Regions from separate parts of the Homo sapiens genome. Here region 1 is linked to region 2. A link is an interaction called in ENCODE POLR2A ChIA-PET data of the cell type or tissue named here. Cell type or tissue: Panc1. All regions are shown on one strand.

Region 1 (2,500 bases), 770 kb before region 2:
AGGGGGTGTTTGCTGCAGGAGAGCGGGGCTCGGGCTGGGGAGATCAGCCCGTTCTTTATCAGCCTGGCCCCATTCCAGACAGATGTTTCATCTTATTTTGGACTTCCAGAAAATAGGTCATTTCTTTCCATTGTGTTCCCTGGGGAGGCCTCATGGGGAGAGGAGCATGCAGTGAGTGACGAGTGTGAGGGCCTGGCTTGGGCCCTGGGGAGCTGGAGGGGCAGCCGCCTTCCTCCCTCAGTTGTGAGGGAGCTGTCAGGGCCGGGCCGGAAGATTCTGAAAGGCTGGGCAGAGAAGCCAGCCTTTGCCTGAGGGGGATGGAGAGCAGAGGAGGGCCGGAGAGGTCACATAGGTATTTCAGAAAGGTCCCTCTGGCTGGGGTGTGAGAACAGGTGGAGGGGACAGATTGGAGGTGAGGAGATTGGCGGTGGGATAGCCAGAGGCAGCCGAGCCTGTGCTGGAGGAGGGGGTGCAGGGGGCTTAGCAGCCTTCCAGGGAACCAGCGCTATTCTTCCATCCAGTTTGGACTTCCAGAGCAGCGGGAGCACACGCCAGGCCCCATCTTAGTCGATTTCTGCTGCTTTGTTCAGGGGACTTTGTAGGTACCTGGAGAAACATAAAGAGGACCCCGGGCCTAGAAGCAGCGTGGCACAGAGAATGGCTCCAACACCGAGTGGGCTGCGCCGGGCTGCTCTCTTTCTGTAGCCCTTAGAGTGATCCCGAGGCTGGTGGGGAGGTTCGTGGTGCAGGGGTGGAGCACTGAGCCTTCTCCAACAACTGGAAGTGGAGCGAGCATAGGATTGAAGGGGGCGGGTGGGAGCCTCGGCCACTTCCCCAGTTTCTCCCCTCCACCTGTAACTGTCTCCTCACCCTCCGATCCTGCTCTCTTCTCTGGCTCCCAGGATGGGGCTCCCTGATCACATGACCCAATCACACCCACATCTCAGCCTGCTTGGGGACAGCCACATGGACCAGACTTGCCGCCAGGCCCAGGCTGTGCTGCTATCCCTTTCCTACTCTTTAGCTGCTGGCGGGAGGACTTCATCCCTGGCTCCAGATGCCTCTTGCCCCCACAGACTCCCAGGCCTGGAACTGGCAGCCTTCTCTGAGCTGAGTCATGACATGGGTCCCTCCCCAGCACCCCCACCCCGAGCCCAGCATTCCAGCTCAGCACAGCTGCCTTCCCAGAGTGGAGCCCTGAGGGCCACAGCATGTCAGCCCTGAAAGTGCTCCCAAGACACTCTTGCCCACCCTTTTGCACAGATAAGGAAACTGAGGCTCAGAGAGGGTCAGGACTGTACAGTAGTCACCCTTAGCTGCAGTTTCACTTTCTGAAGTTTCAGTTACCCCAGATCAACTGTGGTCCAAAAACATTAAATGGAAAATTCCAGAAATAAACAACTTACAAGCTTTAAATTTTGTGCTGTTCTGAGTAGTGTGATGAAATCTTGCACTGTCCTGTCTGTCCCGCCCAGGAGTGAATCATCCCTTTGTCCATATACGCTACCCACCTGTTAGTCATCAACAAAGTCCACTACTGACATCCAGCCATCAACACCATCATGGCTCGGTGGTCCAGGATCACTTGGAGCAGATGACCTGATCCTTCTGATAATGTCTGGAGGTCAGTAGTAGCCTAACGCTACTTCACAATTCTTACGCCATCACCTCACTTCCTCTTATCACGTAGGCACCGTGTCATTCCACGTCTTCACAAGAAGAGTGAACGATACAGTAAGATATTTTAAGAGAGAGAACACAGTCACATGACTTTTATTACAGTATATTTTTATCATTGTTCTATTTTATTATTATTGTTGTTCATCTCTTACTGTGCCTTATTTATAAATAAAACTTTATAATAGGTATGTATTTGCAGGGAAAAGAACATAGTATGTATGGGGTTTGGTTTTATCCAAAGTTTCAGGCATCTACTGGGGCCTTGGAATGTATTCCCTGCAGATAGGGGGGACCACTATCCTATAAGTGGGTGTCACAGCCGGGACTAGAGCCAGGTCTTCTTACTTCCCACCCCAACCCCCCTCCAAAGTCTGTCCCAGGCCTGTAAAGTGCCCCGGTACGGAGAACAGAAGACTGGACTGGGTCAGGAGACTGGAGTCTGTGGCTCACTTCTCCCAACAACTTAGCAAATTACCTCCTCTGAGTCTCAGTCGCCAATCCCTGCCTGGCTGGGCTCGTGCAGAGAATGTGACTTTGAAACAAAGGTCAATGTGTGGCAGGACAGAGGTGTGCTGTGGAGAGGGCAGGGGCAGCTATAGCCTGAAGCCTGGGGCCTTGAGCCACCAGCCTCACATCTTAGCAGGGGCTGGAGGCGGGGAGCTGCGCAGCCAGGTGAGCTTCAGCCCCACCGATCACCCGAGCCCATCTTGTCTAGGCCAAAACAATGGGCCCTCTTGCTTTCCTTCCCTAAGCCTCAGTTTCCCCACGAGCACAATGGAGCACAGGAAGGCAGTTAGATCAGATAGATGATCCCTGAGGG
Region 2 (2,500 bases):
ACTGTCAAAAAAAAAAAAAAAAAAAAAAAGCCAAAAACAGCAGTGTGGACTAATATATCCTAAAGCCCATGCTGACTCTTGATGCAAGAGTCCCCTGGATGCAACTCCCCACTTCCCATTTTGTCCCCTAGCAATTCAATCCTCCCCCTGGGCCCTCTAACCCCTGCAGCAAATCCCAAATCAGCTGTTCTAGGGTCTAAAAATACCTTCCCTCCCACAAGACAGCTGAGGGGCTAAGACTATATTCTGAGGGTAAGAATAGCTAGCACTTTAGAGTTAACTTTAATAAAAGGGCCAACCGCCCAGGACAGGAATATGTGGCTTGGCTGCTCTGACTTTAGTGCTTAAAGCAGCTTTAGCTCTGAATGTCTTAAGGGTCTAATTCATGAAAGGCCAGTGATTAGGTATGTGCCTGCCTGGGATGGTAAGTAACTTACCTTTTTTGGTATTGTTCTAGAGTGGATACTGGTTAAAATTACCCCAGGAAGCTTCGGCTGGGTTCCAGACACATGGAAAACAGACTTCCTGTGCCAGCGCATGCTGATCCCTTCAGCAGCCGCTTCTCCACCCTTGGGGCTGCTCTCCAGGTCTTAAGACTTCAGCCCCACATGAAGGGCCCACAGCTTCCAAGCCTTTTCTGTGGGGTGAGGGTGTGGGAAGAATTGAGCTGCAAGAGGGTTGCTTGTAGTCCTGGGAGACCCTAGGTGCTCTGGGGCATAGGGGCTGGTGGGGAAACCCCTCATTGTGGTAGGAGGGGGGTGTCTTACTTCTACCCAAGCATCAGGAGCCCCCAGATGCTCCATAAACACCAGCTAGTCTCATACGGATGATGCCTTCTCCTCTTTTTGGGCTTTAGATTCCTCATCCGTGAAACGAACAAATGGGATTTGGGGGCCTCTAGGGTCTTTTCCAGGCTTACCATTCTGTGACTTAGAAGCTTGGCCTTGGTGGCTGGGCTGACCACTGGCGTAGCTCCGAGTCCCAGCTGGCTCTTCCCAGGCTCCCAGTTTAAAGGCAGCAGCAGGGAGCTCAGGTCCTTTGGAGAGCTGGCTCTACACAGCACCCTGGAACTTCCTTTGGTCTGAGTCTAAGTGTGTTTCATGTTTGCCTCCTCTAGCGAGAAGCTTGCACTCCGTGGGACAGGGGCCTCATCCCTTGCTCAGCACTGCACCTCCAGCACCTGGCAGTGTCCAGAGCGGATAGGGGCGCCGTGTTTGGTGAATGAGTGCACAGACGCCTCTAGGGGGAGCCCAAGATCTGCCTCCTGCCTCCCTCTATTATGCCTTCATAGGTGGGTCAGAACAAAGAATTCCTTATCAACCTCCCGGGTCCCCCACTGCCAATCACCCACCTCCATTCTACCCTCTACAGCTGCCCCTTATCCCCCAAAGTCCTGAAATTTTGCTTGGGTCACCTGCTCCAGGAGGCAGAGTTCCCATGAAGGGTATTAAACGTCTACTACACTGCATCCAGGACTGAGGATGTGTGGCCCTTTACCTGTTTTGTTTGGCTGTCTTTGCAAATGCTCTCTTCTTCCAGGGCTCCGTGAACTGCTGGGGGCTTCTGTCCAGGCCTGAGAAGGTTGGGGTGAGCCCTGGGGCAAAGGCGTCCTGTTGGTTCTTATTTCTGGAATCTGTCCTTTCCTCCCTGCCTCCAAGGAATCAGGTTTGGGCTTGGGGAGGCAGGGATTGTGGGCATTTTGGCTGGCTTTAGTTCTGAGCTGTTTGGGCCTACCCAGGTAAAGAAGGTTTCTGAAGGACATAGCCAGTTCCAATGCAGTCATGCTTGGGCATGGAGCCAAAGCCCAGACAAGGACTGAGGATCAAATGTAACTGCCTTGGTTTGTGTCTTCTGTGCACAAATTCTCTGTAGGGATGCAAGGGAGGGGTGGTTATCAGGGATAAGTTTTGTATTGTCCAGTGCTGGGCCAATACCAATTATTAATTACACCATGACAGCGCATGCCATCTTCATTTCAAACAGACCATGAAAAGATGCCATTACACACTTCGAGTTCACTGGACTTGAGAGCCCCATTTGCATGTGGCTGACATTGTGGCTCTCTCTCCAATACCCTTTCCCCCTTTGACCTTGAAGTCTGGATGAGGCCACTTCTGCTCCAGGGATAGGACCTGACTGCTTTAAGCCAATCAGCTTAATCTCACACCCTCCCTGCCTGCATCATGGTTACTAGTCTCGTATCTGAATCCCAAGCCAATCAGCATGTGGCATTCCCTTGACCACAGGAATTGGTTCAGGGGTGGTCCAACTGGCCCAGAGTCCAAAATTTGGTTCAGTGCTTATGAGAGAAGACCTTCTCTTCCTGGGAGCTGTTGGCAGCCATCTTTGACTATGAGAGAAATCATGGAACTGTAAGACTGCACAGTGCTCTATGCCTGGACTTTAAAGCCATGATAACTAATAAAAACTTTTTATTGCTTAAGTCAATTTGAATTTGGTTTCCTACCACTTCATCAAAAGCCTTCTTACTTGGCTGGGG

Evidence for each region. Peaks named below come from ENCODE experiments on the same cell type or tissue, not always from the same donor. Only the 100,000 strongest peaks of a DNase experiment are listed, where the experiment ranks them.
Region 1: POLR2A ChIA-PET joins it to region 2 with 7 read pairs; 1 of 35 experiments calls an interaction of 5 or more read pairs at or near these places.

What each region holds. Positions count from the first base shown.
Region 1 is chr5:150,142,101-150,144,600 of GRCh38, reverse strand. All of the region lies in intron 1 of PDGFRB (platelet derived growth factor receptor beta), which reads left to right. Among named protein-coding and RNA genes, the nearest start is that of PDGFRB, 12 kb to the left of the region's middle. In Panc1, no CTCF peak of the experiment used is centred here; a DNase peak (open chromatin) is centred at 1,510; H3K27ac peaks cover 730 bases.
Region 2 is chr5:149,370,291-149,372,790 of GRCh38, reverse strand. No RefSeq gene overlaps it. Among named protein-coding and RNA genes, the nearest start is that of IL17B, 7.8 kb to the left of the region's middle. RefSeq lists a silencer at 1,177-1,326. In Panc1, a CTCF peak has its summit at 1,247 (motif pointing right); a DNase peak (open chromatin) is centred at 1,262.